2 separate regions of the Homo sapiens genome follow, and region 1 is linked to region 2. A link is an interaction called in ENCODE POLR2A ChIA-PET data of the cell type or tissue named here. Cell type or tissue: OCI-LY7. All regions are shown on one strand. Each heading gives the region's core, and the rest is flanking DNA. Links, peaks and the distances in the headings are about the cores only.

Region 1 (6,445 bases), core at 1,446-6,445, 66 kb after region 2:
AAGATAGTTTTTATAATAATTAGTTGTATATTTATAATGTAAAACAAAGAGCTCAACTGCTTATGACTAATCTGAGCAGGCAGTGTTGTGTACTGCTGCTATGACAACTAATAATTTCGGTCTGACATTGACAGGTAACTTGTTAGACCATAGGAGCTTGCATACTCACAATTGTTCTATATTTGCTTTAAAAAATGCCTGAATCAGTCATCAGATGATGGTGTATTATTGACATATTTTTCATCCACTTGATTAAATGAGCTTTTGGTTGATATACTTCTGTGAACTTCATTGACCACCCATCGCTGCTTCTGCTCACCCACTTTTTTGGTAGAGGATTGGAGGGGATAGCATTTGTCATCTACCTTACACAGGAAAGAAAGGGACAGTGTAACCCTGTTTTGAAATGTTCTGTTGAAACTTATTAGCTGCTTGGTGCTGGTACTTCCTGTTTCCAAAACCAATGTTTATGCAACGCTACACTCCATTGTGAGATTATTTATTGCCTTAAGCAGAACTCCTGGCATGTTTGAGACCCTGCCCCTCTCATTTGTACCAGATCCCCAAGTCTCAACTGGTCCAGTCCATTTCACACCAGCAGTACCAGCCTTCATCCCTCTCCTGCCTCCCTTCTGTTGGGTGGCAAAGACCTTGTTGGGTAAATAAGTTTAATCTAATGGTTCTCCCAGCTCATTCCTCCTGCCCAGTCTGAGTTCCGGCCCTTATGACTCTCTGACTGTCATTGTCTTGGCTTTGAATTACCTGGCACCTTTGCCCTGTCTGAGCAATGCTAGCACTCACCTCCCTTCCTTTAGTAAACCTACTCATGATGGGTGTCATGTTTCTCATGCCTGCAGTGCTGTGAACTGCAGTGCCATAAGGTAGGTGGGAAGTATTCGTGGGGGAGGTGTGTTTGTGGAGTAAGGCAGTGGGAGGGTAGAGGAAAAGGAGATAAAGAAAAAGCCCATTTCTAACTCTCTGAACAGGCGAGGCCAGCTTATCTGAGATGCCTGTGATCAGGTGAGTCCATATCTACTATACATTAATTATATATGACATATGTGTGGCAGTGAGCCTCTTAGGATGGGCCAGAGGCGGCAAACCTTGCAGCAAGCCTGGGAGGTGAAGACAAGGAAAAACGGGCTCAGAAAGCTACCTGAGCCCCCTGAACCGCTTTAAAACGAGTCAGCCTGTTTGAAGCCTGGCCCTCCCATTATTAATTGTTATGAATTTTATGAATTTGGGCAAGTTTCTTAGCCTCTCTGGCCCTCAGAACCTACCTCAGAGTGTTGTAAAAATTCACTGAGATAATGGCAGTTAGGACTGCCCAGCTCAAAGCTAATATTAGTTAAGTAATTATTTTTGTTGTTTTTGCTGCTGAACTAAGGCCAGCTGATATGTGGCAGAGCTGGGCTGAGTTTCTCAGACTCTAAAGCTTGGGCTCCTTCTGCGAGTCATACTATTACTGTTGCCTCATCTGTTTTGGTCAGTATGAAAAGTGCCTCAGTTCTTAGTGTCTCCCCTACTCTTTTTGCCCAGTTTCCTGTGTGGTGGGGTTAAATGGCCCTTGACTGGTTCCTGGTACCAGGGACCAGAGAACTTCCTTCTTACCCATTGTTAATTTGAGCTAAGGGTGTGGAATTTTGTTCAGCTTCTTAGAAAATTATGCAGATAGAATGATTGCTTTGGCATTAAGAAACTTGTTAACTGACTTTCACTATGTTTTTTTTTTAAAGGAGAATGCAGTTGAAACTAATTTTGTGGATAGAGAAACTGTTGGAACTGCTTTACAAAGTATTTTAGTAAGTGTGGGGAAATTTACTGTCTCGGTCATCTTTATTCCTCAGCTTTCATCATGATGTAGGGGAAAAACTTACCTGTGAACAGATATAATTATTGAAGTCATCTTTAATTTGTATTCTCTCCCTCATTCACACACAGGTAAAAAGAGTTGAGATTATTTTTTAACAATTGGAGAAGGTAGTTTAAAGATTAGGTGGAAGAGAAGATGATGTCTTACTATCAGTAATATTAACCCAAATAAAACTGTTTAAATGTTTCCCATTTGGAAGAGATCATGACAGGTGGTATAGAGCAAGCTCATCCAATGTACATTGCTGTTGGACGTTTTTGTGTGCTTTCGCTAGTCTCAAGAGAGCTGCCAAATTACTGTGGCAAGTTTAAGTAAGTGAATTAGGGCAGGATTTTCCAAGCTGCTAGGCAGTCTGTTAGTGGGTCATAAAATTAGTTTAGTGGGTCACAACAAGCATTACAACGAAGTGAAATAATGACTTTTTTTTTTAATGGAGTCTTACTCTGTCACCCAGTACAGTGGTGAGATTTTGGCTCACTGCAACCCTTCCATCTCCCGGGTTCAAGCTTTTCTCGGGCCTCAGCCTCCCAAGTAGCTGGGATTACGAGTGTGTGCCTGGCTAATTTTTGTATTTTTAGTAGAAATGGAGTTTGGCTATGTTGCCCATGCTGGTCTCGAACTCCTGGCCTCAAGTGATCCACCCACCTTGGCCTCCCAAAGTGCTGGGATTACAGGCGTGAGCTACCACGCCTGGCCAAAATAATGAACTTATCACAGTATACAGCATGTTGTAAAGGCTATGTATTTCTCCTGGAAACGTTGACTTCATTTTTTTTTTTCATTGTTGGGTGTGTGTGGGTAGTGGATCACTGTATATAGATAAAGTGCGTTTGAAAGCCTCCGATCTGAGATATTTTAGAAAGTTTATCTGAGTTCTTTAGAGCAAGTCTAATTGTGCAGAGAAGGAAAGTGCTTATAACTGAGTCTTTCTTAGCTGTATTTCCATCACCATTGAGTGGATTCACCGTGACCCATTTTAGGGTTCAGGACTTTGGTCATCACAGTGGCAATGTTTTGCAACATCCTCCTTCCTTCTGTGGTTCCCACCAAGATCTTCCCAAGCATCATTTCTAGGTGGGAGGGTCACACATAGCCATGCCGGTTATCACAGGCAATTACACAGAGTAGATGTGATCACACAGACCGTCCTTTTCAAATTAAAAATGTTTTGTTTCTCTAAGGCTGTCATTTTTCTTTTCTCTACACTAAATAAAATAGTTCACAATCCTTTACAATAGAACTACACCATATGTCACAGAAGGCAGGTCTCCGAGAGGCTAAATGTGTGGCAAAAGTAGACAGGAAGCACAGTCCAACCGCTGTAGGGTTGAAATATGAAAAGCTAGTGTCACAGGCCACCAAGAAGGTTCTGAAGCCTTTTTGGGGGAGAACTGGGGAGAATTTGATAAAGCCAGAAAGGTACAAATAGGGACTATTGAGACTGGCATTTCAGTGGATTAAACTATAGAAGGAGAAAAAGATATTCCTTAACATTGGTGATAATATGTTGTTATCAGGTATAATGATTTATAGTAATGGTAATACAGATATTTTTTTTTCCAGAGCTAATACATTTTGTAAGTGGAAAATAAGGTTTATGTCTTCAATTCTAAAGATTCATAGATGAAATTAGGAAAATAGTGTCCTTAAAAAAAAAAAAAGGAAAATAGTGTCCTTCCTAATTAACATGTCCCATGTACCACTGTGTTTATGTACTTTCTACTATAAACTGAATTTTAAAATCTTGAATAAAGTATACTCACAAATAATTGGAATCTTACTCAGTTTGACATTTGTAAGATTATCGGCCGGGTGAGGTGGCGCACACCTGTAATCCCAGCACTTTGGGAGACCAAGGCGGGCAGATCACCTGAGGTCAGGAGTTTAAGACCAGCCTGGCCAACATGGTGAAACCCCGTCTCTACTGAAAATACAAAAATTAGGCGGGCATGGTGGGCGCCTGTAGTCCCAGCTACTCAGGAGGCTGAGGCAGGAGAATCGCTTAAAACTGGGAGGCAGAGATTGCAGTGAGCCGAACTTCATCTCAAAAAACAAAACAAAACAAAACAAAATTATAAACCAAAATGTAGAGAATGACTTTTAGATTTTGTTCTTTCAACTCTGAGTTGCCTCGGAAAACTTTTAAAAGAATTGTCTCATTTTTCATGGCCTTTGTGCTACATTTTTAAGTACTTAATCCATTTAAGGAGGTAAAACTATCCTACTGTAATTAAGCTGTTCAGATTAATTTTTTTAAGGCATAAAGGAAGTAGTTAGCTATGATGATCTGTATTTTCTTGTTACATAATTATTTTACAATTGTTCCTCTCGAAGTGATGAGTGATTTCCTCTATAACCAGCTGTCAGTAAAAGACAAGTTTTCATTATGAGTATGTTAACGTGTCCTTTGTCCTTGTCCTTTTCATTTAGTTAAAGTAACCAGTAGCTCCTATTTATGTGAACTTGAAAAAGGTACTGTTAAAAAAAGTTCTGACCTTTGTGATAAGAGCTGTGAGTGAAGTCAAAGCTGATAGGATGCTGGGTTCTTGGGTAATGAATCCTGTTACAACAAAAGAAATGAAAGCATGACAACTTGGGTAACTCAGGGAAAGAAGCCGATTTCTCCATTTCATGTGGACTTCGTATCAGGTGGAGCATTTACTTAAGGGGTGCCACGCCACCTTTTTCTGTTCTTTCCCTGAGTCATACTGCTGCTGTAGGATTTAAATCCCTCGATGGTGTGTTGAGACTTTGGGCAAACATCACTTGACCATAGAGTTATTAGGTAGTAACAGACTTGATTGCAATGCAATGAATTGCCAGAGTGAGTAACTTGATGGAGGATATGTATTGGTTCTTGGGGCAAAAGTCCTCATACCTGACAGCCGAGGACTAGAGCTGCAGACTCAGTGGTAGGTGGTGGTTGTTCTCACAGACTTGTGTAGTGGGGAAGGAGTGACTATTAAGGCTTTGTTTTGAGAGAGACAGACAGAGAATTGACTTGAGGATGGACGCTTACAAAGTAGACATGAGATTACTGCAGTAGTCCTAAATGATCCTTAAAAGCATCCTGTTGGAGTCAAGATAAATCGGATCACTTCACTTCTATAGGATCTGGATTATGACTGATGTCTCTGTTCCTCATCACTAAAATGAAGTGGTATTTCTCGAAGGCCTCTTTTAACTCCAGAATTAGATGAATTTTTGAAATGTTGAATATTTTCTAAAACAGCCTCCTTTCCATTCCCGTAAGAAAAACGGTTGTTATGCTCTATAGACATGTGGCACCCGATGTCTGGGTATTTACCAGTGAGCTCTTTGTTTTTAGGCTTTCATCATTCTGTGTTCCTTGTTTGCCAAGTAGGATGCTCACTTGCAGGATGCGGTCATTTTCCCATTCAGCTTTTAAGTTTTCCTGTGTCTGTTACTGTCCATACAGATAGTGAAAGGCTTCAGCTGAGTCCTGTGGGGAGATCACTTCGAGTTTCTGGGTTTGGGTGTGCTGTGATGGGGTGACTGAGATCACTGTCGGTGGTGAATGAACGGTCTCATGGAGCTGGGGTTGCCCTGCTTTTGTTTACTCGTGACTCTACAGGGCAGCCTGTGGGAAAATGGCAAGGCTTGGCGTCCTGGAACCACAAGCCTCCAGAGGGAGTTGAATTAATGTGCAGAGTTGAATCAGGGAAAGTTCAGAGGCAGTGTAGTTTACTCCCTTATTCCAGTACCCACACTCACTACAAATGTGTTTACATTTAAACTTTTGCCAAAGCCCCCTTAGTTTAAAAGGGAGGCTTCACATAAATGGAAAAGCTGAGGCCAAAAGGCCTAAACTTCTCTCATCTTTATTGCTTATTGCAGCTTTTATTATAGATGCTGCGAGTACTCAGCACTTCTAAGAAACTCCGATTGCTCTTGTTTCCCTTTCAGCTTGGAGCTGGGATCCAGAGTAGTTAACTGAGGGGCCTCGCAAGCCCCTTGTCAGGAGGATGGCCTGCCTTTGAAGGCAGTTGACTCTTGTATGTGTCTTAGTCTCTTTAGGCTGCCATAACAGATGCCACAGACTGGGTGGCTTAAACAATAGATGTTGGTTTCCTCACACTTGTGGAGGCTAGAAGTCCTAGATCAAGGTGCCAGCAGATTGGGTTCCTGGCTTGCAGACAGCCGTCTTCTCATTGTGTCCTCACATGGCATTGAGGCTGGAGAGTACAGGGAGAGAGATTGAGAAAGAAGGAGCTCTGGTCTCTTTTCCTCTTCTTATAAGGACACTGATCCCATCATGTGGGCTGCAGCCTCATGACCTCATCTAAACCTAATTACCTTTCAAAGGTCCCACCTCCAAATACTGTCACTTTGGGGGTTAGGGCTTCAACATAGGAATTTTGGGGGGACTCAGCATTCAGTCGGTGTGTGTGTGCGTGTGTGTGCGTGTGCATGTGTACTTGTAGAGGAGGGTTGATTGTCCACCTGACAGCCGTTGCCATCCCCTCTTCCCTGCTGGATGCCAATTTGCATTTTTCTGGCACGTTTTGCGGCTAGAGTGGTCATGTGACACTGTTCTGGCCAATGAGGCGA
Region 2 (17,418 bases), core at 7,723-12,722:
TACATTCTATCTTCCTGTCTAGCAGAGCTGCTATTTTAACAGATATTTGCATGATTTTAACAGGTATTTGCATGACACCCTTTAGATTCCGCTGATCTCCTCCTGTCTGTTTATCCATATGGTCCGTTTCTAAAACCATTCTAATGATAATATTCTGAATATAACGTTAAATAGCTTGGGATGGAGAAAATTAGGACTGTGACGAAAGTATGTTTTGGTAGAATCAGATTGCAATACTTTAAGAATTAATAACATCTATTTAGGAAATTTTCCTTTTTAATCTTATGACCACAATTTAGACTGCTGTTCAAACCATGGTAATTTACCTAAATTGCCCTGGGGTAATTGGTGCCTAGCAGGAACTAGGTCCACCAGTGTCTGTCTTGTAAATAACCTGTTTGAAGCTCACCTTCAGGTTATGGTCATATCTAATTAAGAGCATCCGGAGAGGTAAGAGATGTTGATGAGAAGAGGGAACATAGCCATTTGGTGCAGAAGCAAATCCAGATAATAAATGAGGATTTAAATCCAGATGTCCAAAAGATAGAAAGAGGTACAAACAGATCAGGTGGGTGCAGATAAAACACTAAATCAGAGGCCATCGACAATGTGCTCCATAGTACTTTTTATGCAAGGCCAAAGAGCTTTGCTGAGATACACGGAGTCTCTTAAAGGAACCAAGCAGCACAAGACAACTAATACTATAAAATGATCCATCTCAGGCGGGCAGATCACGAGGTCAGGAGATCGAGACCATCCTGGCTAACACGGTGAAACCCCATCTCTACTAAAAATACAAAAAATTAGCCGGGTGTGGTGGCGGGCGCCTGTAGTCCCGGCTACTTGGGAGGCTGAGGCAGGAGAATGGCGTGAACCCGGAAGGCGGAGCTTGCAGTGAGTCGAGCTCACGCCACTGCACTCCAGCCTGGGCGACAGAGCGAGACTCTGTCTCAAAAAAAAAAAAAGAAAAAAAAGATCCGCCTCAAATTCCACAGTTTGTTTCTGTGAAAGTCAGGTCCTGTGATAACTAACAACCCAAATGAGAAACCAAACAGCAGAAGTATTGTGAGAGAGTATGCTCTTTTGCACCTAAATTCCAACATTTCCGGCTCTTAGACAATTGCACAGTCTGACTGAAAACTGTAAAATTTCCTTCAAATATAGACCAGCATTGTTTTTATTGTTTATGTGATGAATCGTATATTGAAGACAGAGGAGAAGGGAGCAATCTCAGTGAACTCATGCTATATGAAGAGAGTCCTCTGTAAATCCCAGGCGACCCAGGGGCTGGCAGTGATCAGCAGTGACCAGCCTTCAACGGAGTAAATAAAATCATTACCATAAGAGAAGATGGCTTTTCTCTCCTCTGCTTTGCCAGCTTCAAAACAACCACGGTCTTAAAAGAGTCCCAAGTGTACCGGGGTGGGGGGACCCAGTATCCCAAGCCTCCCCTTGGCTCTAATGAGGAAGGAGGATGTGCTTTGCTTTGATGTACAAAGCTGTATGTTCTCTAACGATGTAGGCAACAGATCAGATTCCATTACGACTTCTCCTTTTAAGCCTTGATTATTCAGCAGCCCTGTTGAAATTAGCTTTTTTTTTTTTAATCCATGAGCAGCTGCATGGAGGTCGGATGGTTTTGCTTGTTGTGTTGTACTGAATCTGTCTAGGCCAAAGTACTCTTGAATATTTATTTAATTCAGTTATTCTTCTGTGCCACTTTTTTTTTCCTTCTAAGCAATAGCACTGGACTCTGAAACCACGAGAATTTCACCATAAAAATGACCAAGAAATTTGATTTGGATTGTAAAACGCAGCTCAGTTCTAACAAGAGATAAATCCTTCTGTCTCTTCTGCCTGTTTCTCTTGCACGCGACATTAATGCCTATTTTGGCACACCATGTCACAGCTGCCAGGCAGAGCTGGGCCCTCCTGTTTCCCTGTTCTTATGAGCTCCCTGCAGAGCAGCCAGGACAGTTGTACTCATGGCTGTCAGGCCCTGGCTGGAGCAGTTACAAAGGCTTCATCTCAGAGCAGGGGGCAGGCTCTGCTCATTGTTCTGGAGAGGTGTTTGGGACTAGATGAGGCGTCATCAGAGAGTCAAAGAAGATGAAACGAAGGATGACTCTGAGACAAAGCAGAGATTTCATGGCAGGTTGAAAAATTCCCAGGGCTGGGAGGGATACACACACATACACACACACACACACACACGCACGCACACGACATTCCTTTTTTTTTTTTTTTTCTGAGACAGTCTTACTCTGTCACCCAGGCTGGACTGCAGTGGTGCCAACTTGGCTCACTGCAACCTCTGTTTCCCCGAGTTTAAGCAATTCTCCTGCCTCAGCCTCCCAAGTAGCTGGAATTACAGGTGCATGCCACCATGCCTGGTTAATTTTTGTATTTTTAGTAGAGACGGGATTTCACCATGTTGGCCAGGCTGGTCTCAAACTCCTGACCTCAAGTGATCCACCTGCCTAGGCCTCCCAAAATGCCAGGATTACAGGCGTGAGCCACCACGCCCGGCCACACATGACATTCTGATCAACAAAACTATTGTCATCCACCTAGATCAGTGGATTACCAGAGTTCTTACCCTTGAATATCTACTGATCTGGAGAAAGGAACTTCCTTATGTATGTGCTTCTGCTTCTCAGACCTCTGTATTATTGATTTAACAGCTCCACCCACTCTGTTTTTCTTTTCTTGCGTTTGCCAGCTGCTTTAGTTATTTTATGACATTTGTCATGAGTGCAGCTTGTTATGCTCAAATACGAAAACGGACTCAGGGACGTTCAAGTTCTTTGGGAGTTGACCCTCAAGTCTTTTTTTTTTGAAACGGAGTCTTGCTCTGTCATCCAGGCTGGTGTGCACCGGCAGGATCTCTGTATATTGCAACCTCAAACTCCTGGGTTCAAGCAATTCTCCTGCCTCAGCCTCCCGAGTAGCTAGGATTACAGGCGCACACCACCACACCTGGCGTATTTTTGTATTTTTAGCAGAGATGGGGTTTCACCGTTTTGGCCAGCTGGTGTCCAATTCCTGACCTCAAATGATCCACCCTCCTCAGCCTCCCAGAAGTGCTGAGACTCCCTCAAGTTCTTTTGATTTTGAGATGGGGCAGGATAGACAAAGCCGTGACCCAGTGGAAACTGGCTTGGCCATTTCTTCTCCAGCTTTTCCCACCAGCCTTGGAACAGCTTCCACACTTCTCACGTCTTCTGATGGCTTTCATGGTTTTATTCACCATCCTTATAGCCACTCCATTGTTTGTATAGTTAATAGATCTCTTTCAAAGCCTCTAGTGGTTTTTTAATGATCCTCTGTGGGTTTTGTGAATTGGGCACCAGCTTCCCTCACCTGCCTCTCCATTGTTTTATGTTTGCTAGGAGCCCTTTAGGGGTCAGTACGGTGGTTGCTGATGACACAACTGATATATTGTGATGCTCCATTCTTCAGGAGAAGGCTTTGTAACAAATGTTGGCATGTTCATTAAAATAGTGGTGTCTTCACCAGTGTTCAGTGTTGACGTTGAGAAAGATGAGTTTGACATTCTCATTGAGCGACAGAAAAATTAAGGAAAATGAGTTGTTTCATATGCCTTTAAGATACATAGCCCAAGTGTGAGCGATTTACTTATCTATTTAAGACAGAGTCCCCGTCTGTCCCCCAGGCTGGAGTGCAGTGGGCGATCTCAGCTCACTGCGGCCTCCTCCTCCCAGGTTCAAGCAATTCTCATGCCTCAGCCTCCTGAGTAGCTGGGATTACAGACCTGCACTACCACGCCCAGCTAATTTTTATATTTTTAGTAGAGATGGGGTTTCACCATGTTGGCCAGGCTGGTCTCAAACCCCTGGCCTCATGTGATCTGCCCACCTTGGCCTCCCAAAATGCTGGGATTACGGGCGTAAGCCACCACGCTGACCCAGTTTTGAGCTAGTTAGCTTGACGCCTGAGCTCTCCCGACTCCTCCTCTGAATATGTGTGCTTCCTTTGTGCCCATCTCAGCTCTCTGTGTTGGTCACTCTCCTTTGAATGTCTGTACCTTTTCTGCAGTAGATGTTTTACCAGATCTTTATTTAGCCACAGTTGGGATTAACTGTCACCTAAATTCCTGATGAAAGATGCACAGGGTGAGTCTTGTGGCCTGCTGGACTTTTGCAGGTGATAAGCTGTCCTCCACCTACTTCTGTGTCTACTGATTGAGTTGTTTGCTTAAGAAGAATAAGGTGCGTTTGCCTTATTGCTTTATTGCGTTGTTGTGCTAGTTGTTATTTTAATACTGTTGTATAATTAAATATTAAATCAACAAAAGATGAACACCAAAAGAAAGAGGGTTGTGATAATCAAAATCAAGTCAATTGCTTTGACAAGAATGAACATGAGCAGCTTAAAACAAAATGCTGTCAAATTAGGTGTGGGTAAGAGAATTGTATCAGATGGATAAACTAGTATCAGTCAAGAAGGATGCTTTACTCAGGTTGCTTTGCAATTCTCTCCACATTCCTGTTCCCCTTTGAAGAGGCAAACTAGAAATTGTGTAGTTAATGAATGCATTAGGAGTGTGGTGATTTCTACAGGAAAGAAATCCCTGTGATTTCTACAGGGAACTCCAATCAGAAGATTTATGTTTAAAGGAAAACTGTGAGCCTGCAGTCAAATAAACTGGGACACAAATGCTCAACATATGTTTATGTTAAATTAAGTGTTTAGGGCATACATTATGTTTCTGTAATTTCCTGTTCTGATTAACTGACCATGTACTTGAACCAAAATAGCCAATAAGAGTGTGTCTAGTGTACGGAAGCTTTAATGTGCTGCTTAGATGCCTTCTCTTCCAGGAAGCTTTCTGACTTTCTCTCTCTGGCCTGGTTTAAGAATCTCATGCCTGTAATCCCAGCACTTTGGGAGGCCAAGGCGGGTGGATCACGAGGTCAGGAGTTCCAGACCAGCCTGGCCAACATAGTGAAACCCCGTCTCTACTAAAAATACAAAAATTAGCCAGGCATGGTGGCATGCACCTGTAGTCCCAGCTACTCGGGAGGTTGAGGCAGGAGAATCTCTGAACCAGGGAGGCAGAGGTTGCAGTGAGCCGAGATCACACCACTGCACCCCAGCCTGGGCAATACAGCGAGACTCCATCTCAAAAAAAAAAAAAAAAATCTCTCATACTAGCTCCCAGGTGCTTGTCCATCACAGCATTTATTGTATTATGTTTGCTCCAATGTCTGTCTCCTCTGCTAGGCTGTAAGTCTGCTGAGGGCAGTGACCTCATTTTTCATCTCCATATTCTTAGGTCCTGACATATTGCCTGGCCCCCGTTGGATGCATGGATGTTTATTGAATGAATATTGAAAGATGGACTTTATTAAATGTGTTGATGGAGAAGCCAAGATGAAAAGCCAGGAATGTTACTCCATGGAGAGACTGTGGAAAAGCTTTGTTGGTATAAGCGGTCATGTTTTGGGGTATTTAAGATGCATCTGATTAGTTGGAAGAGAAAAGACCTGGAATCACAGAGCAACTTGAACATATTTTATTGTTAGTGTTCATTGACTTGGCAGACCCTCTCTTAACTGCAAGGTACTTCTGTACATTTTTTTTTACTCTGAAGAATTTTTCCTTCCCTTTCTTTTTGCTCTCCAAGCGTTATACTCCGCTTTCAGCAGCTAACAAGCGAGCTGTGGAATGGGGCTGGTGCCACCCCACATCGGCTGGGAAGGCCTCAAAAAAAGCCAAATCCTGTTTCAAATCTTGTTTATGCTCCTTCCTCTCTTCCCCAGCTTCAAATCAACAGATGCTTCTAGTCTGGGAACCTAGGGGAGTTCTCAGGGCCATGTATCCTGTTTCTTTTAATAGAATTGCAGCCTGACTAAGGTAAAAATTAGTTTCCTTTTTATATTCTTTAATTCCTTGTCTTCACTCTTTAATCAAATGTCTTGTTTTAATTTTTCCTTGCCCTGTGGCGTTGGCTTATGTCTAGCCACAAAATGTCCCATTTCATATACGTTTTAAAAAGTGGACCACAGGAGGAAATATTTCATCCAAAGGGAATATTATAGTTTGAACACTTAAGATCTAGAATCAAAGAGTCTGCAGTAGGAGTCAGTCACAGAACACAAATAACAGGGCCACAGAATTTTTCTGTTAAACAGAAAAAGTAAGAAAGGAGTCTACATAATATAAACAGCAGTTTAATGTTGCTTTCAAAACATCGAAATGTGAAACCAAATCTCACTCTCCTCACTGGCTGTGGACATGCCTCTTCCCTGAAATTCCCTGAAAAGAATGCCAAATTTAAAAAAACAGAGAACCTAAGAAATAAAATGGTCTTTATTGCAAAAGTCATGATTATCTACATTAAAAATCCCAAAGAACTATTTAAAAAATGACTAAGAAATATAATATGTGAGTTTGTCAAGTTCATAAGATACAAGGTCAATCTGTGGGAATCAACTGTATTTTTAAATACAAGCAATAAATAATTGGAAATTGAAATTCTAAAAATGTATAATTTACAATAACATCAAAACCAAGAAATACTTAGGGATTACTTTAACAAAATGTATGTAAGGTTTGTATGCTGGAAAGTACAAAACATTGATAAGGAAATCGAACAAGACCTAAATAAATGGAGAGATATACTATGTTCATGTGTCAGAAGACTATATATTAAGACATCAGTTAAATGCGGCATGTTCTCACTCATAAGTGGGAGTTGAACAATAAGAACACATGGACACAGGGAGGGGAACATCACACACCAGGGCCTGTGGGGGGATGGCGGGCTGGGAGAGGGATAGCATTAGGAGAAATACCTAATGTAGTTGACGGGTTGATGGGTGCAGCAAACCAATATGGCACGTGTATACCTATGTAAGAAACCTGCATGTTCTGCACATGTATCCCAGAACTTAAATTATAATAATAAAAAAAATACAGTAAGCATTTTGAAAAAAATCAGCGTTATTCTAAAATGTATATGAAAGCAAAGGGCCTAGTACAACCAAAATAATTTTGGAGAACAACAAAGTTAGATGACTCACAAAACCTGAATTTTAGAGTTACTGTAAAGTAATACAAATAAGAAAGGGTGGTGTTGATGAAAGGTTAGATATACAGAGACATGGAACAGGATAGAAAATCCAGAAATAGGCCAAGCGCGGTGGCTCATGCCTGTAATCCCAGCACTTTGGGAGGCCAAGGTGGGCGGATCACGAGGTCGAGACATCGAGACCATCCTGGCCAACATGGTGAAACCCCGTCTCTACTAAAAATACAAAAATTAGCTGGGCATGGTGGCACGCGCCTGTAGTCCCAGCTACCCAGGAGGCTGAGGCAGGAGAATGGCTTGAACCTGGGAGCGGAGGTTTCAGTGAGCCGAGATTGTGCCACTGCACTCCAGCCTGGCGACAGAGCGAGACTCCATCTCAAAAAAAAAAAAAAAAAAAAAGAAAGAAAGAAAGTCCAGACGTAGATAGACACTTACACGGTCAACTGATTTGCAACAAAGCTACCAAGTTCATCAATGTATAAGACATAGTCCTTTCAAAAAGCAAACAATGGAACATCTGTATACTAATGAAAAAAAAAGAAATTCAACCTTTACACCATTGCCTAGCACCATATGAAAATATTAATTTGAAATACGTCATAGACCTAAATGTAAGAGCAAAAACTATAAAACTTCTAAAAGAAAACATAAGAGAATGTAATTGTGTGCTTAGCTTGGGCAAAGGTTTTTTTTTTTTTTTTTTTTTTTAGCTAGGACACAAACACAAATCGTAAAAGAAGGCATGGATAAATAAGCCTTCAAATTTAAAGTTTTTTCTTCTTCAAAATACATTGTTAAGGAAATAAAAAGAGAAGTCATAGATGGGGAGGAAATATTTAGAAAACACATGCCTGTAAAAGAACTCTTACAACTTATTAAGAAAATACACACAACCAATAAAAACTGGATAAAAGACTGGAACAGAAGCTTCGCTAAGGAAGATATATGGATGACAAATAGCACATGAAAAGGTGCTCAACATAATAAGCCATTAGAAAAATAAAAATTAAAACCACTCTTCACCTATTAGAATGGCTAAAATGAAAAACACTGCTAGTGTCGACTGCTGATGGATCATAGAACAACCAGGACTCTCATGCATTGCTGGTGGGAACGTCAATATGGGCACTTTGGGAAAAAGTGCCCATTAAGTGAAATGTACACCGACTGACCGTACTGCCTTATTTTCCTAGGGTTGCTGTAACAAAGTATCGCAAAGTGAGTGGCTTAAAACAACAGCAATTTATTTCTCGCACTTCTGGTGGCTACAAGTGTTGGATGAAGGGATCTACAGGCGGTGCTCCCTCTAAATCCCTCTGAAGCTCCCTCTGAAGGTTATAGGAGAGTTTCCTTCCTCATGTCTTCTAACCTCTGGTACTTGCTGGCAATCCTTGGCACCCTTTAGCTTATTGATACATCACTCCAATCTCTGCCCCTGTTGTCACAAGACCATCTTCTTCCTGCGTGTCTGTTTCTGTGTCTCGTCTCCTCTTATGAGGATACTTACCAGTCAGATTAAGGGCCACCGTACTCCAATATGACCTCATCTTAATTACATCATCTGCAGTGACTATTTTTTTTTTAAGCAGTCTCACTCTGTCGCCCAGGCTGGTACCCAATGGCATCATCTCGGCTCACTGCAACCTCTGTCTCCCGGGTTCAAGCGACTCTCCTGCCTCAACTTCCTGTGTAGCTGGGATAACAGGTTCACACCACCATGCCTGGCTAATGTTTGTATTTTTAGTAGACACGGGATTTCGCTATGTTGGCCAGGCTGGTCTTGAACTGCTGACCTCAAGTGATCCACCTGCCTTGGCCTCCCAAAGTGCTGGGATTACAGGCATGAGCCACCAAGCCCGGCCCGTAATGACTTATTTCCAAATAAGGTCACATTCGAAGACTGGAGATTAGGCCTCAACATCTTTTTGGGGGGCGTGGGGGCAAGGGACAGAATCCAACCCATAATACCATACAACCCGACAGTCCCACTCCTAGGTTTTTACCCAAGAGAAATGAAAACATATGACATATGTTCTCACACAGACCTGTGTGAGATGTTTATAACGGCTTTATTCATAGTCACCCCAAACTGCAAACAAGCCAAGTTCATCAACTGTAAATGGATAAACTGAGATAAACAATACAATGGAATACCACTTGGAAATAAAAAGAACGAATTACTGATACACCCAAGAACATAGAGAAATCTCAAAAGCGTCTTGTGAAGTGAAAGCAGCCCTGAAGGAGACTGAACTGTATAATACCCTTCATGTTGCATTCTGGAAAAGGGAGAACTATGGAGCAAAAATTGCAGAGACTGTGGGTGGGGAGGAGGGAACTCACCACAAGGGGACATGAGTCAACTTTTTTAGGTGGTGAAATATTCCCTATGATAATTGTGGAGGTGGTTACACAACTGTATTACATGAGTCAAAATTAATAGATCTGTAGACTAAAAAGAGTAAATCTTACTGTATATAAATTTCACTTCAAGAAGCTGGGTTTGGTGCTTCACGCCTGTAAACCCCACCTCCCAGCTTCAAGCAATTCGCCTGTCTCAGCCTCCCAAGTAGCTGGGAAAACAGGCATGCGCCACCATGGTAATTAGGCACCAAACTCTGGGTCATGGGCCTGTCTCAGGCCTTTTTTTTTTTTTTTTTTTGGCGTCTACCTGAAACTGTCTCTAGTTGTTTATTCTTTACTCCTGACCGGACAGCACCTTCCTAGATGCAGCAGTGTCCTTTCTTCCCTACCAGGACAGCTTGCTCTTGCTTTACATGTGTTGAAGCTCTGAGCACACAGTTTTACTTTTGTCTCTGCTCAAACACAGATAGCCACTTACGTGTTTCATCACTTCTAAGCAGCCATCAATTGTGAAATTAGGATATCTTAAGCTTCAGATGCCAGAATGTACAATTTTATGTTAAATCATATTCAGTTTAGACCATTTTTGAAAAGACAGTGTCTCCTGAGTGGCTTGACTCCTTGTGAGCAAGACCCAGGCTCTCCCTCACTTCCTGTTGCAAGTTTGAGAGACATGTATCCTCTCCAGGGATTAAAACCAGTAAGGCCCCCCTGCTCCACCTTCAAGTGCAAGCCCCTTCTCTTTGCAGATGCTTTTATCTTGATATGCAACAATTGCTAGCAAGGTGCAGAGCAGGAATTACACACAGGTCTCAACAGGAAAGGCTTGTTTCCTGAGTCTTTCATTCACAGTGAAAACCGGGGCATGATCTTCAAAAAAAACTGAAAATATCCCGAGTCAGTTAATTTCCTTTTCCTTTCCAGCCTCTTTATTTCCTTTTCTTCACTCCTGCTGCATTCTTGTCTGTAATTAGCTCTTCCTCTCGGTTCTCTTTCTTCTCTCTTTTCTCCTATTGCTCCTCTCCTTTTTCTTCTCTTCCTTATCCTTCTCTTATTCACCCACCTGCCTGCCTTATTTTTATTTTTACTTTCCTTACTCTCTCTCTCTCTCTTTTATTTTATTTTTATCTTTTTGAGACAGGGTCTCCCTGTGTCACCCAGGCTGGAGTACAGCGGCACAATCATGGCTCACTGCAGCCTTGACCTCCCAGGGCATCCTCCCACCTCAGCCTCTGAAGTAGCTGGGTCCACAGATATGTGCCATCACACCCAGCTAATTTTTGTATTTTTTGTGCAGAGGCAGGGTTTCCCCATGTTGCCCAGGCTGGTCTCCAACTCCTGGGCTCAAGCGATCTGCTTGCCTTGGCCTCCCACAGGGCTGGGATTACAGGCATAAGCCACTGAGTCCAGCCTCCTTACTCTCTCGAGTGTGCCTTTCATTATTGCTGTTCTTACTCTGTAAAGTTTTGTGTTCTCCAATATGCCTAGAAGAAAGTCTGCCACAAAATTGCCAATAATATACCCACTGGGTCTTTCCATTTTTTTATACCAGGCTGACCTAGGCAATGGAACAATACCTTTTATCCATTTCTTGGTGTGATTACAGCTCAGGCATATTCATTTTCAACCTCATTAATAGTCCCCTGGGCTTACTTTATGTCATCAGAAGAGGAGTGAGAATTATGGAAATCTCAGTAAAAACAATGCCCCTTGTCTTTTCATTTCTGTGGTGTTTTTGAAGCTCGAGTTTCCAGTAGCTCCATAGAACTGCTAATCAGATTTTTTCCTGTATATAAAACTGAGTCTTAAGAAGAGTCATTCCAACAAACATGCAACATGCCCTTAGTTCAGCTTTATCAAAATTTTCAATAAAGATACTCAGTTCAGTCATCCACAAGCAGGTCAATATTATTATTATTTTTTTAAAAAGCCACTGTCCTTAAGGCTCTTTATTTAACATAGCAGGGACATATCCAACCTCTTTTAGAAAGTTTTAAAATAATTGTTACAAAATGTTTGAAGGAATAAACTATTAAGGGAAGTTTTTGTGATTCTTTTATACAATTGGGAAGTATGCCTAAGTAATTCCGTCATATTTATTTTTAATTTAATTTGATAAATATCTATCTAGCTCTGATTATGAAGTACTTATTGTGCTAGGCACTAAAAAAGATTAAAACATTGATTCCTGCCTGCCTTCAAAGTTGACAAGGTAATTAGGGAACACATACAAAAAATTATTGCTTAGGACAAATAAGAAGTTTGTTAGCTTCTCGAGTATGGAATGGTGCTTTTTATTTAACTTACTCTGTTCCCAAATCTAGCTCACTCCTTTCCACACAGAGATACTTAATAAGTAATTTATAAATGCTCAGTGCTATTAAAAAATTAAATAAGCACTTGGTCTAGGTTATAAAAGTTAAGGAAGGCCTTGTGGCAGACCTAAGATTTGAACAGAAACTTAATGCATGGGCAAAACTTGGATCTGCTAACAGAGGGGAGGAAGAGCATTTCTGCCAGAGGGAACATCATGAATGAAGATTGGGAGGTGGAAGTGGGTGTATTTATGCCTCACAGGAAACTTGGCTAGAGTAGAGTTCACTTCAGCAAGGCCTAGGCTTAATGTCCAGAAGACCAAAAGATATCCATTAATTCTCTCCCTACAAGATCGTTCCTATCAGCTTATAGAAAATTATTTGTTTCTGCCTTTTTTTTTGTTTTTTTGAGATGGTGTCTCACTTTGTCACCCAGGCTGGAGTGCAGTGGCATGATCTCAGCTCACTGCAACCTTCACCTCCCAGGTTCAAGTGGTCCTCCTGCCTCAGCCTCCCAAGTAGCTGGGACTACAGGCACATGCCACCATGCCCAGCTAATTTTTGTATTTTTAGTAGAGATGAGTTTTCACTATATTGGACAGGCTGGTCTCGAACTCCTGACCTCAAGTGATCCACCCACCTCGGCCTCCCAAAGTGCTAGGATTACAGATGTGAACCACCACACCCAGCAGTTTCTGCCATTTTTAAAAACAAGCAAAACAGTGAAACAAAACCTTTCTTGGCCCTGGATTCCCCTCCGTCTACTACCCTTGACAAAGCTGCCTATACTAGCTGCCTCCAATTCCTCTTTTCCCATTATGTCTTGAAGCCACTCCAGCCAGGTCTTCACCCCTGCTGCTCCCCGAGTGATTCTTGGGTTGGTAAACAGTCCCTGTCTCGTGTAACCTGGTAGCAGCGTTTCACAAAGGTGCCCATCACATCCTCTCCTGCTTGAAACCCTGGTCTCACTTGGTTTCCAGGTTTCATTCATAGCTCCCTTGGGTCCCATTCACTTTCACTGGCCATTCCTTCTCTAAGTCTCTTTTTTTTTTTTTTTTTTTGAGACAGAGTCTCGCTTGCTGTGTCACCCAGGCTGGAGTGCAATGGCACGATCTTGGTTCACTGCAACCTCTGCCTCCTGGGTTCAAGCAATTCTCCTGTCTCAGTCTCCCGAGTAGCTGGGATTACAGGCATGCGCCACCATGCCTGGCTAATTTTTGTATTTTTAGTAGAGACTGGGTTTCACCATGTTGGTCAGGCTGATCTTGAACCCCTAACCTCAGGTGATCCACCTCCCTCAGCCTCCCAAAGTGCTGGGATTACAGGCGTGAGACACTGCACCTGACTCCTTCTCTGTCTCTTTTGCCAGTTCCCAGCAGCTCCCCGACCACTAAATGCCAGAGCGCCCTGGGCACAGGCCTCAGTTTCTCCCTTGGTGGTGAATGCAGGCTCCTGGCTTTCAGTATCACACACACACTGATGGCTTCTGATCGTGCTCAGAGCCTCTAAGAGCCCACAGGACCTCATGTGATCTGTGAACCTCCCAGGACAACGACTGTTTAGGGGGAAAGAAAGAAGCAAGTTCAAATTGTATTTATTTATTTATTGAGATGGAGTCTCACTCTGACGCCCAGGCTGGAATGCAGTGGCGCGATCTTGGCTCACTGCAACCTCTGCCTCCCACGTTCAAGCGATTCTTCTGTATCAGCCTCCCGAGTAGCTGGGACTACAGGCGCCCGCCAACACTCCTGACTAATTTTTGTATTTTTAGTAGAGATAGGGTTTCACCATGTTGCCCAGGCTGGTCTCGAACTGCTGACCTCAAGTGATCTGCCCTCCTCGGCCTCCCAAAGTGCTTGGATTACAGGTGTGAGCCACTGCCCCCAGCTGACTTTGAATTTTAATAAAAGAAAAGCCAGTCGTCCAGCTTTGAGGGAAAAGCGTTGTATAATTTGTTTTACTAGATTAGCCTAGCTGATGTGGCCTGTTTGTGAGATGACTTGAGTCATAGTGTATGCTTGTGTGGGGCAGACGGAAGGAAAGCAGTATTAGTGGATATGCACTCTGAGGATTGTGTGTCTGTGGGCCAGGCAGAATTTGATAGAGATGGAGAGAAAAATGTAGATTTGAGAGAAATGACAGAGAAAGCAATGTCTTGGTTTTGTCGCCAAAGTAGATGTAGGGCGTAAGTGAGGAAATTAAGATTATCTTGAAGTTTGTGCAGTGAAAAAACTGTCAGGTTAGTAAGGAGGCATGGGGTAAGTAAGGAAGTTCTGAGTAAGAAGAGAAGTTCTGCTTTTCATTAGTCACATGGATAAACTGTCTTTTAAAAGATTATGAATCTCTCCAAATCAAGCTAAGAATGGTCATGAGCAAATCATTCTTAAAATCAATTTCCGTACCACTAGGTTTCTATTGTTCTATGATAACATTTCAATTGCCAATTCAATTCATTGAAAGTTTATGGGCTCGGTGAGGTGGCTCACACCTGTAATCCTAGCACTTTGGGAGGCCAAGGCAGGCAGATCACTTGAGGTCAGGAGTTCGAGACCAGCCTGGCCAACGTGGTGAAACCTTGTCTCTCCTAAAAACACAAAAATTAACCGGCCATGGCGGTGCACGCTTGTCATCCTAGCTGCTCGCGGGGCTGAGGCAGGAGAATTGCTTGAACCTGGGAGGTGGAGGTTGCACTGAGCTGAGATTGCGCCGCTGCACTCTAGCCTGAGCGACAGAGTGAGACTCTGTCTCAAATAAATAAATAAAATTAAAAAAAGAAAGTTTACCTATTTCATCCTGAGTCACTTTGTAGCGACTTGTATTTTTCTAGGAATTTTTATTTCATCTGCATTTCCAGACAAAGTTGCTCATCATGGTTTTGTATGCTGTTTTTAGTTTTGGGGTATCTACAGTTATGTCTCCATTTTTATTCCCAGTCTTTTTTACTTGTTCTTTCTCTGTGTGTCTTTGTCTCTCAGCCTGTCACTTATCATTTTGGACAAAGGTCTGTTATTTTCTTTGGTCTGTCAAAGACAAGGACAGTTCTATCATATCTTTGTATTTCTTTATTTTGTCCTTGTAATTATTTGTGTATGAAATGATACAAATGATAGCAAATGGCTGAAGCAATTGTTGCAGAGAGAAATGAGCTGAGAAAAGCAGGTGCCTGTCAAAGTACAGTTTCCTGCAATGTGTGTTAGCTGTGGACTTAGAAAAAGGAGGCCACCAGAACAAGCTGGAATCTTGGACAGGGTAAGTAAGGAAGGACAGGGCAGGTTGTTCTGAGTGCTGATGGCAACTGAGAGACGAACAAGGAGAATTGCAAAACCTTTCCAGAAACTGCCCTCAGCTGCCCAAGGACTCTGTCCTTCCATCATGCATTCATTCTCTCTTTTTCCTTATAAAGTTCCAACTTTTATTAATATTATCCAGCTAACACTAACATTAGTTAGGATTTTAGTTCATGTTAAATTTGGTGGAACAAATAGAAGAATGTTATTACTTGAACAGCAGTTTTAAAAGTCCAGTAATCATTAGCAGTTCAAATGTGTGGGTCACACACTTCTCTAAGCAGAGTTAATAAGTAAACCTTCTCTGGCACGATTTAACATTAGCTGCAGTTTGAACTTTACTTCTAAGATTGGAGTGGATCACACAGCTCTCTCTTCCAGACAAGCCTGGGGAGCACAACAACTAAAGCTGGAACTTTTTATATAAATAAGGACTTATGTATATAACATGTATATATATTTATACTCATACATACACACACATACACATATACACACATGTATAAGGACATATAAATGTTTTATATGTATGAGGATATAAATATATAAATATATGTATTTTGTGGCTGAGAGTGACTCCCAGCTAATAACTAGCAAGGAAAAATTTATGCATATATATTTTTATACATATTTATAAATGAATGAGCTTAGAAGAGGACCTTGAGCTCCAGACGAGATGAACTATGAGCCCTGCCAAGATCTTGATTTTGATTTTGGGAGGCCTTCAGCAGAGAATGCAGCCGTGCCACTTCTGGACTACAGAAATAACTATGAATTCATTTACTGTTAAGTCCAGAGGAAACTGAAGCTTTGGATAAGTTTCTTATCCGAGGTCACCAGGCAGATCTCTTTAGTCCTAGCCTAGCCTTCCTTCCATTCTTCCATGAACTTATTTTATTGCAATTAATAGAAGTTAGGTGAATATATATATATATATATATATATATATATATATATATATATATAAAACTGGCATTCAACTAGTTATTAATAATATAAGCATTCCAAAGGATACTTCCCGCTAATGGAAATGTCTGTATCTAGAGCGAATATCAGAAAGAAGAAAAAAAAGTTGGAGCAAACTGTAGAATGTTCACAGAAATTTGGCCATTTGTATTGTATGTCAGTTATTTGAATTAGGAAATTTACAGAAATTATCTTCATATTGCTTAATTGCAGAGATGGTTTGTTTACTCATTAGTGTCGACCATTAAGTTACCTTAATATTTTTGACAGGATGAGCGCTTAAGGATTTTGTTCCCCTCTCTTTGCTATTTAGAGATTTTAGTTTTAATACACAGGAAGACTCTCAGGAAATCCTTTTTTCTGGTTTTGGATTCATGTAAAGAAAAAAACGTAAAATGCAGATCTTTGCATCATTCAGTAGTCGTTTATGTGAGTAACAGCTGTTTCTCTCGATTCTTCGCGATGTGCAGTTACAAGTTAGAACCACCATTTCATAGAGTCCCTTTGATTTTAAAATTGTGAACAATGAAAAGCAAGTGTTCTTTAAAAACGAAATTAAGTGTTTTAGGCAGTACATATATTAAATGTTTGGAAAATAAAACTCTCCTGAATTTTTAAACTCTCTAGAATTGGCAAAGTACTCAGTTACATTATGAAATACAGCTCTGTTTTGGAGCTTGCAAAATGCTTTTGTAGTGGATAACTACTGCAGGGGACAATACTCATCTTTACTGTTGGTGCTGTTAGCATATTTAATGAAGTAATTCCATTCCTGTGATCACAAATGCTCATGCACAGAGGCTCTTTTAATGAAACAGCTTATCATCTGGTTTCTAGCATGTTCTTTCAGATTTGGGCATATCATTTTGATCCTTCCTAAGTACTATTAATTTAAAAAGGTATGCATGTGCTATATTTGCTTGGCAAACCACACAACTTTTCACAAAGATTTTCCACAAATGAGTTCTCTAAGTCTCTTTATTGAAAGGCATTATCTTCCTGAGTTATGGAATATTACATTAACGTCATACAACAATTGTGCAAAACAGTTAAGCAAAATAAAGGGACTTCTGTTATATTTACATGATTATGCTATTTAAATGATAAAATTAGGATGCCATATTCTTTTTTATTTTTTTTTTGAAGTGGAGTCTTGCTCTGTCACCCAGGCTGGAGTGCAGTGGTGTGATCTTGGCTCACTGCAAGCTCTGCCTCCCGGGTTGATGCCATTCTCCTGCCTCAGCCTCCCGAGTAGCTGGGACTACAAGCGCCCATCACCATGCCTGGCTAATTTTTTGTATTTTTAGTAGAGATGGGGTTTCACCGTGTTAGCCAGGATGATCTCAATCTCCTGACCTCGTGATCCACCCGCCTCGGCCTCCGGAAGTGCTGGAATTACAGGCGTGAGCCACCGTGCCCGGCCTAGATG

The links. ChIA-PET counts read pairs that join two places held together with the same protein. Peaks named below come from ENCODE experiments on the same cell type or tissue, not always from the same donor. Only the 100,000 strongest peaks of a DNase experiment are listed, where the experiment ranks them.
Region 1: POLR2A ChIA-PET joins it to region 2 with 16 read pairs; 11 of 35 experiments call an interaction of 5 or more read pairs at or near these places.

Annotation. Positions count from the first base shown.
Region 1 is chr10:14,548,679-14,555,123 of GRCh38, reverse strand. The region is part of intron 2 of FAM107B (family with sequence similarity 107 member B); the gene reads left to right. Among named protein-coding and RNA genes, the nearest start is that of MIR1265, 120 kb to the right of the region's middle. In OCI-LY7, for the core only: no CTCF peak of the experiment used is centred there; no DNase peak of the experiment used is centred there; H3K27ac peaks cover 201 bases.
Region 2 is chr10:14,610,056-14,627,473 of GRCh38, reverse strand. The region is part of intron 2 of FAM107B (family with sequence similarity 107 member B); the gene reads left to right. Among named protein-coding and RNA genes, the nearest start is that of FAM107B, 160 kb to the left of the region's middle. In OCI-LY7, for the core only: a CTCF peak has its summit at 9,379; a DNase peak (open chromatin) is centred at 10,123; H3K4me3 peaks cover 682 bases; H3K27ac peaks cover 782 bases.